Regions from separate parts of the Homo sapiens genome. Here all the other regions are linked to region 1. Evidence: chromatin loops called from intact Hi-C (ENCODE). Cell type or tissue: ascending aorta. All regions are shown on one strand.

What was found. A loop is a pair of places that touch in the nucleus more often than their neighbours do. Peaks named below come from ENCODE experiments on the same cell type or tissue, not always from the same donor. Only the 100,000 strongest peaks of a DNase experiment are listed, where the experiment ranks them.
Region 2: a loop joins it to region 1, with 2.1 times the contacts of the local background. A loop is called at or near these places in 4 of 110 quality-filtered maps.
Region 3: a loop joins it to region 1, with 3 times the contacts of the local background. A loop is called at or near these places in 7 of 110 quality-filtered maps.
Region 4: it touches region 1 in a loop (4-fold over the local background); 15 of 110 quality-filtered maps call a loop at or near these places.

Annotation. Positions count from the first base shown.
Region 1 is chr2:190,780,545-190,783,044 of GRCh38, forward strand. No RefSeq gene overlaps it. Among named protein-coding and RNA genes, the nearest start is that of GLS, 99 kb to the right of the region's middle. RefSeq lists a cis regulatory region at 1,120-1,483. In ascending aorta, a CTCF peak has its summit at 1,272 (motif pointing right); a DNase peak (open chromatin) is centred at 1,287.
Region 2 is chr2:190,834,098-190,836,597 of GRCh38, forward strand. No RefSeq gene overlaps it. Among named protein-coding and RNA genes, the nearest start is that of GLS, 45 kb to the right of the region's middle. In ascending aorta, no CTCF peak of the experiment used is centred here; a DNase peak (open chromatin) is centred at 1,374; H3K4me3 peaks cover 566 bases; H3K27ac peaks cover 1,407 bases.
Region 3 is chr2:190,971,144-190,973,643 of GRCh38, forward strand. The region is part of intron 24 of STAT1 (signal transducer and activator of transcription 1); the gene reads right to left. Among named protein-coding and RNA genes, the nearest start is that of STAT1, 42 kb to the right of the region's middle. In ascending aorta, no CTCF peak of the experiment used is centred here; no DNase peak of the experiment used is centred here; H3K27ac peaks cover 583 bases.
Region 4 is chr2:190,891,540-190,894,039 of GRCh38, forward strand. The region is part of intron 1 of GLS (glutaminase); the gene reads left to right. Among named protein-coding and RNA genes, the nearest start is that of GLS, 12 kb to the left of the region's middle. In ascending aorta, no CTCF peak of the experiment used is centred here; no DNase peak of the experiment used is centred here; H3K27ac peaks cover 2,211 bases.

The sequences.
Region 1 (2,500 bases):
CTAACATCTCCCCCATTTTGTGTGTGTGTGTTTGAGGGGGAGCTATAATGTGCTCAGGAAAAACAAATCAACTACTACAAATCAAACAAACAAAAACTACATTTCTAATTCTCCTTTGCAGCTAGAGGTTGTCATTGAACCCAGGTATAAGCAAAAGTTTTTGGATGGGGCTTTCAGGAAAGACCTTTAAAATGGAGCTGACAGTTAACAAGTGCCTTTTACCCTTTGTACTCTGCCCTTCTTCTTGACTGGATTATAGCCATGACACACTGGAGGTAGAGCAACCCTCCTGTAATCACAGGCACCTGTGAGGGAGAGGTTAAGATGTCATGGAGATATCAACATGGTCTGTCTTCACTGCTGAGCCAATGCCCGCTACCACCTACCTCTGAAATTTTTGTTACACAAGAAAAGCCCCAAATTTGTTTAGGGGAATCTCCTTCACCAGTAGCTCAATTCAATTCTTAATTAATGTAAGAGCTTAAAGAGCTCCCTGAGATAATTTGAGTCAATGAACTCCTATATATCTTATTGGCAAATTAGACAAATTTAGAGTATATGTTATGGAAAAATTCTGAGAAGCCAAGAAAATGGTGGTGATATAAATCTGAGTTTGAACATACTCTCTCCCAAAACAATAAAGAAGATCAAATGAAACTACATAAAACCCATGTCTTCTACATAACTAGAAGACATGAAATGTCCAAATTTCAAATTAACTGTAAATAGAAAAATAAACACCAAACCCCAGCAAGTTGCCTCCTCCACTCCTAATACAAGCCCTTCAGGAACCAACAAAGTCAGCTGGAGAAAATCCGTGCAGAGTAGACAAGAGGGAAGCTAGTGGTGGACCTTAGATTGATCTGAAACAACCACCAGAGAGAGAACGTCGGCGCTAAGTTTGAAAATACTGAAAAGCACACTGGTAGATCAGGCTACTTACTACTGGGAAGGGACTTAACCATATGTGCTGCATGCGAGGAGATGGTCTTGTCCCACTTTTTGTGAGAGGAGATGGTCTTGGAAGGATAAGTAAGGCATCCTGGTAAAAAGGGTCAAAGGGACCCTCTTTTAGAGGCGAGCTCTGGAAATCTTGCAGTGAGAGGGAAATTGAAGAACCTGCAAGAATCTCTTCCCTTGCAAAACTGAAGGTAGCCCAGCCCCTTCTCCCATCATTCCCCTTCCAAATAATAATAATAAATAATAATAATAAGTTCAATTTTAAAAAAGAAAGAAAAAGAAGTTATACTTTGCCACACTGACAGAAGAGGGCGCTCTTGACCTAGGAATTTTGCAACCACCCCAACCCTTCCAGCCCTGTCCACAGAAAGGCGGATCAAAGTCTTCATCTAAGCAAAATCACCAGAATAAAAAGAACCCAAGCAATTCAACTGAGAAAAATTCCTCCCCCAAATAATGGCAAAGTGGAAGAAAACTAACACAACACTGAACTGAATTCAACGTCCTCAAGCACTTGGGAACATGGAAAAACACTTCAAATTACACATTCAGAAACTAGGTACAGAAACAGACATAAAAAAAGAAGAAATAAAATAAAAGTTGATTGAACTCAGGAAAGAAATAGAAGAAAGAATAGAAAAGCCATTATAAGCATTCCTATAAGATTTTAGATAAACTGAACTAAGACATTTTACACACGCGCACACACACACCACACATGCACACTATCCTTCAAGTTACATTTGAACAATTTCTTCACCATGTAGCTTTTGGGGGTTCATCCCAATTGGATATTTTGAGACATGCAATAAATGGTTCTGCTATTATTGCTATAATCACCATTACAGGTAACTGATTGGATGAGGACAGCAAGCGAGGGGAGGGAGTCTCGAGTAAAATGTCTGAGGCAAGATAATAGTTTGTCCAACTCCAGTGTTCACCTAGGCCAATGACTTTACAGATGAGATTCAGGGAGGTTACATAATGACCCAAGCTTCCCCAGAGCCAGTTAGTGACAGAAAGCACAAGGCAGAAAGCCTCCCTCTCCTTCTCTCTCCCCTTTTCCTCCTCTTACTTCAGAGGACAATGAGTGCCTCCTCCACCCTCCAGCAACCTCAGACCCTGTCACCTCACCCCTCAGCAGGATTCCCTCTTTTATATTCACTCTCCCCTTTTCTTCCGACCAATTCTTCCAGGCAGATACTCTCTGTCACCCTCATCCTGTAAAGCAAATACTCCAAACCACCTTCCCTTGATTCTGTCACTGCTGATTTTTCTCTTATCCTTAAACTTTTTTTTTCTTTTCTTTTTTTTTTCTTTTTTTTTTTTTTTTTTGAGATGGAGTCTCACTCTGTCGCCCAGCCTGGAGTGCAAAGGCGCAATCTCCGCTCACTGGAAGCTTCGCCTCCCAGGTTCACGCCATTCTCCTGCCTCAGCCTCCCAAGTAGCTGGGACTACAGGCACTCGCCACCACGCCCGGCTAATTTTTTGTATTTTTGCTAGAGACGGGGTTTCACCATGTTAGCCAGGATGGTCTTGA
Region 2 (2,500 bases), 54 kb after region 1:
GGTTCAAGTTCTTTTTTCTGCATGGGGGTATCCATTTGTTCCAGCACCGTTTGTCAAACTTTCTGTATTCTAATTAGATATTTCTGACCACATTACATCATAGGTGATGTTAGACACTCCACTTTGAATCCCATCAGAAGATATTACCTTGGTGAACCACCTTTAGAAATAACTGTTTATTCAGTGTCATGACCATTAGATCCCCCCATTGTTCAGTGATATTTTCCTTTGTGATTAGAAAGTAATTTATGTGGTGTTAATCTGGTGCCAAAAGATTGTCGAGTTATTAATTAACTATTTTCCTAATGGCTTTAACAAGTAATTTTACTACTTGTTTTCATCACCAAGTAATCATCTGGTTTCTGTTCTGTAAAATGAAGGATTAGATAAGATTATCTCAAACTTCACTTTTAGCTTTATATTACTTTATTATCTTAGTCTCTATGTTGGGTTTATTTGCAATGAGCTATATTTTTTTCTACAGTAACAAAATGAGATGGTTACTTCAAATGACTAAGGCAGTGGACATTTATCTCCAGGAAGAGGTGGCAATCTCTTAGTGAATGATATTTTAAGGAAACGTAATTTGTTTTCTCTTTTCCTTCCTTTCTTTCTTTCTTTATTTTCTCTTTCTTTCTCTTCTTCTTCCTCCTTCCTTCCTTCCTTCTTCCCTTCCTCTCTCCCTCCCTTCCTCCCTCCATCCCTCTCTGTCTCTTTCTCCCTTCCCTTCCTTTTTCTTTCTTTCTTTCTTTCTTTCTTTCTTTCTTTCTTTCTTTCTTTCTTTCTTTCTTTCTTTCTTTTTCTTTCTTTCTGCTGCTCCTCGTGGAGCAGGGCTAACTCACAGGCAGTGTGCCCAAAGTTGGCTGAGACATACTATTCTTTCTCCCATGTTTGTTTTGTCCTTTTATTATTTTACTGTGGCTACTCAAGAGGCTGATATGATAACAGCCTCAGTCACTGAGTTTCATATTTTAAGGCAATGACACTAAACATTAGTGACACCAAATCCAACCTCTGGAGAAATGTGAGTAGCTGAGATGATAGATGATAGATAGATAGATAGATAGATAGATAGATAGATAGATAGATAGATAGTGATAGAAATTTCCTGAATCCTTGGGAATGTTTTGAGTAAAGAAGACTGGAAAAGACCAAGGAGAGACAAAAATGACCATTTGTAAGTATCTTGATGTCTCAGATCTACATCTAAGAAAACAGACCTAGTCTTTGTTGAATAAAGAAATAAGATGGGGTGGAATTTAAAGGCAGGCAGATATCAGATCAATATAAAGAAGCTCTCTCTAAAATCCAGTCTGTCTGGACTAGAACAGGCTGCTGTACTGTGAGGCAGACAGCTACTACTCCTGGAAGGGTCCCAACAGAGCCTGGTGAGCCACCATTCAGGAATGCTAGGGCCAGACTTCTGCATCAGGCCAGAAGTGGGCAAAATAACATCTTCTCCCTCTTCATTCATATTATTAAACTCTAACTCTCATTTTACCTCCTCAACATTTCACACATTTATCCACTATCATTTTTAGCTCCACTGCCTAGGGCTAAAATCTCCTACCAATTTTCTACATGAACTTGATGCTCAAGGCAAATTTTACTAGTCACTCGTCCTGCTTCCCCTATCATTGTAAATTATTTCCCAACGCTCAGCTCGAAATCTTTTCCTAAGGGAAGTGTTTTTCTAGTCCAACCCAGCAGAGTCCTTGACTACCTCAACTGAACAAAATGATACCTTGTGGCTACTTCCATTATGCACTTATCACTCTCTATTGTAATTTTTTGCTTACACATCTGGCTCCCCTACTAGATGATAACCTCCTCCAGGGCAAGGAGCATGCCTTAACTTTGTATCACCAGAACCTGGAAGAGTATTTCCTATAATAGTTGCTCAAAAAATATTTGGTGAATAAATGAATCAATTTATGAATCATTGAGATTCTATAATTCTATTCAGTTCTTATAATCATATGACAGCTTTGGGGGTGAGAATGGAGTGTTTGGCGACTGACGACAGTATTTTTGTATCTAAAGTAGTACTTCTCAGCTTTCAATTTGCTATGATCTTCATCTGTCCCCTTGAGAGGATGAGTTTGCTATGGATGACTAAAAAGAAGTATTGACTACTGACTACAACAGTAAAGAGAAAAGTAAAACGTTATTGCAATGAGCTTTTGGCTCTCACAATGCCCTATCTGAAGACTTAGTTAATACTGATGAAAAGAGGAGACATAGGGAAGTGGAAAGGATATCATTTGATTATTGGAGGGGAGGAAGAAGAGAGAAGTAGTGGAGAACATGGGTATGAGAATGTAAACATCAGAAGACAGAATGGATGAGTCATATATAAACGGCATTATACATATCTTGATATATATATCATATATAATGATATATATATCATGCCATCACAAAATAACATCATATATATATACATATATACACATAGACCTATATATGTATGATGTTTGTGATGCACTGATAAGAGAGT
Region 3 (2,500 bases), 190 kb after region 1:
GTTTCAGGTACAGACTAAAGAAGCAGAATTACTAAGAACCCCTTCACCTTCCCCACCAGTGCCTTCTGCCCAGCTGCCTTGACCAGGACAACTTATAGTAAGTAAACTGTTCATCCAAAGGATACTAGCCTGCCAGTGACTTCCTGTCTGACTTCCACACTGGTCTTTCCCCTTAGACCAGATGCTTTCAATCGAGGATGATTCTGTCCCCTGGCAATGGCTGAAGACATTGCTGATTGTCCCATCTGGCTGTGAGGGTGCATGTGCTTACTGGTATCTATTTGGTAGAAGCCAGAGGTGTTGCTGAACCTCCTACGAAGCACAGGAAAGCTCCCCACCCCACCAATCCCCAACAAATAATTCTGAAGCCCCGAATACCAGTAGCACCAAGACTGAGACACATGGCACTAGACTGGAAAGCCTCTGGAGAACTTTTTTTTAATCCCAAGTGCTCAATAGTGTGTGGTACATAGTGGGCTCTTAGGAAAATTATTTTGGATTGAAAAGCACAGTGAAAGTGTTGCCCCTATGTTTCAGTCTAGCTTATGTTTCTCTTTTCTTTTTCTTTCTTTTTTTTTTTCAAATTGGAGACGGAGTCTTCCTCTGTTGCCCAGACTGGAGTGCAGTGGCACCATCTTGGCTCACTGCAACCTCCACCTTCCAGGTTCAAGCGATCCTCCTGCCTCAGCCCCCCTAGTAGCTGGGATTACAGGCACACACCACCATGGCTGGCTAATTTTTGTATTTTTAGTAGAGATGGGGTTTCACCGTGTTGGCCAGGCTGGTCTCAAACTCCTGATCGCAGGTGATCCACCTGCCCCGGCCTCCCAAAATGTTGAGATTACAGGCGTGAGCCACCGCGCCCGGCCTGGCTGATGTTTCAAATGTGTGCTTAATAGGGTGGACCGTGGGGGTAAAGAGAGGGAGGGAGGGGGAGATAGATAGATAGAGGAAGAGAGGAAGCCCAGATTCAGATCCTGTCACTGCGTGACCAGGGCAAGTGGCTTAACCTCTCTAAATCTCAAAGTCTTCATCTATCAAAAGGGGATTAATAGTACCTAGCAGATAGGCTTGTTAAATTAGATGGCATACGTAAAATGTTTAGTATAGTAGACAGAAAGTAGTAGACAATTAATAGCTAGTCCTATCATTATGAGCTTTGGCTAAAGGCCTCTTGGAGAGTAGACTGGTTCTATTACAGTCCCAGAGGAAAACACTGATTACACAGGAAATCCAGACTAAACAAATGCCCAAGTCATACTGCAGAGAACACTGGTGCTCTGGCTCTCTTGGACAATTTCCTCAGGAGCCTATGGTCCTGTTGCTCCTGAGGCTGCACCAGGCGTTGGCCCCTGGTACCACCCTCTTTCAGAGCTGCAACCTCCAGACTTGGCAGAAGACAGCCAGCTTGGGGAGAGCTGCTTCTGTTTCAGAGTATACACTCTGATTCTAAGAGTAGATGCTGGATGGAAGTCATGGCCAAGGGGCAGGACAGCAAACCATTGTGAAGTCAACCCAATTTAGAGACTGATTCAACCGTTGTCTAACCAGTGCCGTGCCTATATTATGAACTCTTTTTCTTTTCTTTTCTTTTTTTTTTTTTATATTATAGCCTCTTTTAGCTCTTTAAGTCTTCTATGGGTTTAATGGGAGGCTTTAGTGGTGTATAGAGGGTGTGTGTGTGTGTGTGTGTGTGTGTGTGTGTGTGTGAAATGGATTTATTTTATTCTACAAATGAAATGAATAAAATCACCTGAAATGGAACGGAATGGCTACAGCGAGTGTCCAAAGACCACAAAACTGTTTCCTGACATGTGCTTAGCATATTTAAATTGTTCTCACAGTATCATCCTGAGAGCAGAGAGAGCAGTCCAACTGCTCCACAGGACTGCAGAGAGGGAACCAATCCATCTATTTTCTCAATAATGGTGATGACAGAGATGGAATGCTGATTGCCAAATCCCAAACACATACGGGCCTCTCACCCAAAGGCCATGATGCCTTTGTCTTAATAACAGAATAAACCCAATCCTGTACAAACAGCTTCTTCAGGGTGCATGTTTTGAATGGGGCAAAGATTAGCTTTTTGTGGGAGGCTTTCCAGGATACCGGACAAAAGCATGCACTAGAGACTCACTAGGTAGATTCAAATATTCTTTCTACCATTTACTAACTGCTTGATCTTAGTCAAGTTACATAAAAGGGGCTGTGTGGGGAGGAGGGGCTCTGTTCCCACATCTGTCAAAGTAGGAATAACAATAACACCTAACTCAGAAGGTGGCTGTGAGGACTGAATGAGTTACTACCTGTGAAGTACATGGTATACTGTAGGTGCTTAATGTCACCTATTAATGGTGGTGGTGATGATGATGTAATTTGCTCAGGAACAACAAAGGAGGTATAAAAAATCCCCCCATTTTACAGTTCCTGTGATGTAACATATTTTCTGAATAGGGCTTTATATTTATTCCATTTTTGTGCCAGGCCTATAGCAGTGTTG
Region 4 (2,500 bases), 110 kb after region 1:
AGGATTAAGTTAGGAATAAATAGTGTAAAACTAATTTATAGAGAACTGCATACCAGACTGAGGAGTATGAATTCCCCCTTTGGTATGGGGAAACTAATTTGGTCAGTGGGGTAAGCAAAGACAGTTCCTCTTTTCATGTTGCAGAAGTTGGCCCTGCATTTAAACTTAATGTAGATTTTGGAAGGTAGTCTCCTCATTTACCTCAGATATATATATTCAGAATATATATATTCTCAACACTAAAAAATTAAGTATTCATATAATAGCCTATAGGTAGAAACAGGCACCTTAATTCACACATTCTGTGCTCTAGCTGTTTTTTGTTCTTTATAAACACTAAGTGAATGCTTACTTTCATCCCTTTGGTCTGTTTGCCAGAAATCTTTTTCTGTTGCCATGCTTCCAGCTCTTACCCATCTTTCAGGTTTAGCTCAGATTCCACCTCATCTAAAAAAAAGCTTGACCTTATTAGACCACAGTGAAGTAGTTTTCCAAAGTCTGGATGTCATAGATCTATTCTTGTAATTCCTCATTTTATGTACATGTCTCCTACTTCTTCTAGACTGTAAATGATGTCTAACATGATGTCATACATGGCATGGGATTTTTCTTCTTTTTCATTAAGAAATTATTTTTTAAGACAGTTAAAGGCTAAAGTAGGGGAAGGAATGGGTAAAAGAAGAAACAATATGATGGTAAGATGATCTTAAAGGCAGCATTTAGAAAGGAAACGAGAGAGACAGTATAAGTTGGAGAAGAAGTAAAAAGGTGAGAAATAAGGATTTTCCTTCAGATTATCTTCTGTTATATCCTATTTGAATTGCTGAATATCATAACCATTTTATGTTTTTCTCTTCAGGGGAATCTGGAGGATTCATTTGGGTTATTAATAATTGTTGATGATAAGATTTGAAAGATTGCTATAATCCTATTTGTCATTAAAACTTAAATACTTCTCTCAAGGATTTCCTAGTTACTATATAGTTACCAAAAGCTATAGTTTTTAGCTTTTGAATTTTAATGAAAAATACATTATTGTGAAGAATTACCAGAAAGAATTAATTTAGGGAGAGAAAAGGGGGGTTAAGGCATGAATGATCTTGAGTAGTTTCTGCCTTGTGGAAAGTTTGAGGAGAATATTTGAGTATGTTTGTTCGCCAGACTGTTGAAGCGAATTCATTCTCAGATCAAAATCTGAGGTTTCAAATGCTGAAATAGGTAGTAATTTCTTTTTATCAGTTTTGACAGCTTATTTTGTGAGCTTATTTTTTAGGGCTGGCTTAAATTCTTTCCCCTATAGATAAAAATTAATTTCTTGTTTAAAAGCAAGTAAACATTTGTCTTTTTTTGCTAGCTTTGGCAATAACGTGGTCATTTTAATTTTTTTTCACTATGTGCCATAAGCTAAAAAAGTGTATATTTTACGTTATTTACATAGCTTTTAGGCAAAGCAAATACCATTTACTTGTGTGATAAATACATAGAAAGCTTATTCTGCAGTTTTTTAAAGTGACAAACTACCACTATCTGAAGTTTATTTGACCAACCATTTGCTGTAAATAATTGGTATGTTATTATCCACTGATTTTTTGACAGCTGGTTCAGTTTTTTCTTTGAATATTAGGTGGTGAGTATTGTTAAGCTGTGTTTAATGGTATTAGGTCAGGATAAGACCTAGAAAACTTGTTTGTACCTTATAAAAGTAATAACAAGCTAGTAAGTTAGAGAGCCAGTATAATGTAGCAGTAGTTTGGATTCAGAAAAATCCATCTTTGCCATTGTGTAACCTTGGAAAGCTTCTTAACCTCTGAGCCTCTGTTTCCTAATCTGTGAAATGGGGACAGAGGTAGTCATTTTTTTGAACAAATAACAAATTTGTTGAGCTTCTAAGTATGTACCAGAAATCATACTATGTTTTGGATAACAGTAGTACCTCTGTCATAAAATCCTTGGAGGATTAAGTTAGAATGCATGTAAAACACTTAGCACAGTGTGTAGAATATAAGTAAGTGATCAATATATTGTAGTTATTATTACTAAAACATCCCAAATGTATTTTTTTTGGAGACAGAGTCTCGCTCTGTTACCCACTCTGGAGTGTGGTGGCACGATCTTGGCTCACTGCAACCTCCACCTCCCGGGTTCAAGCTATTCTCCTGCCTCAGCCTCCCAAGTAGCCGGGATTCAGGCGCCTGCCACAACGTCTGGCTAGTTTTTCTATTTTTAGTAGAGATGGGGTTTCACCGTGTTGGCCAGGCTGATCTCGAACTCCTGACCTCAAGTGATCCTCCTGCCTCAGCCTCCCAAAGTGCTGGGATTATAGGCGTGAGCTGCCACGCCCAGCTTCAAATGCATTTTTAGAAGTTGTCTAAGAGCAAAAACAGTTTCAGGGAATAATTATGTATCAGGATATGTCATTAAATATTTTAATGATAAAGCTATGTGTTTTTAAAAAACATTTGTGTGACATTCAGTATTTAAAAGTTTGGTTAATCATAGC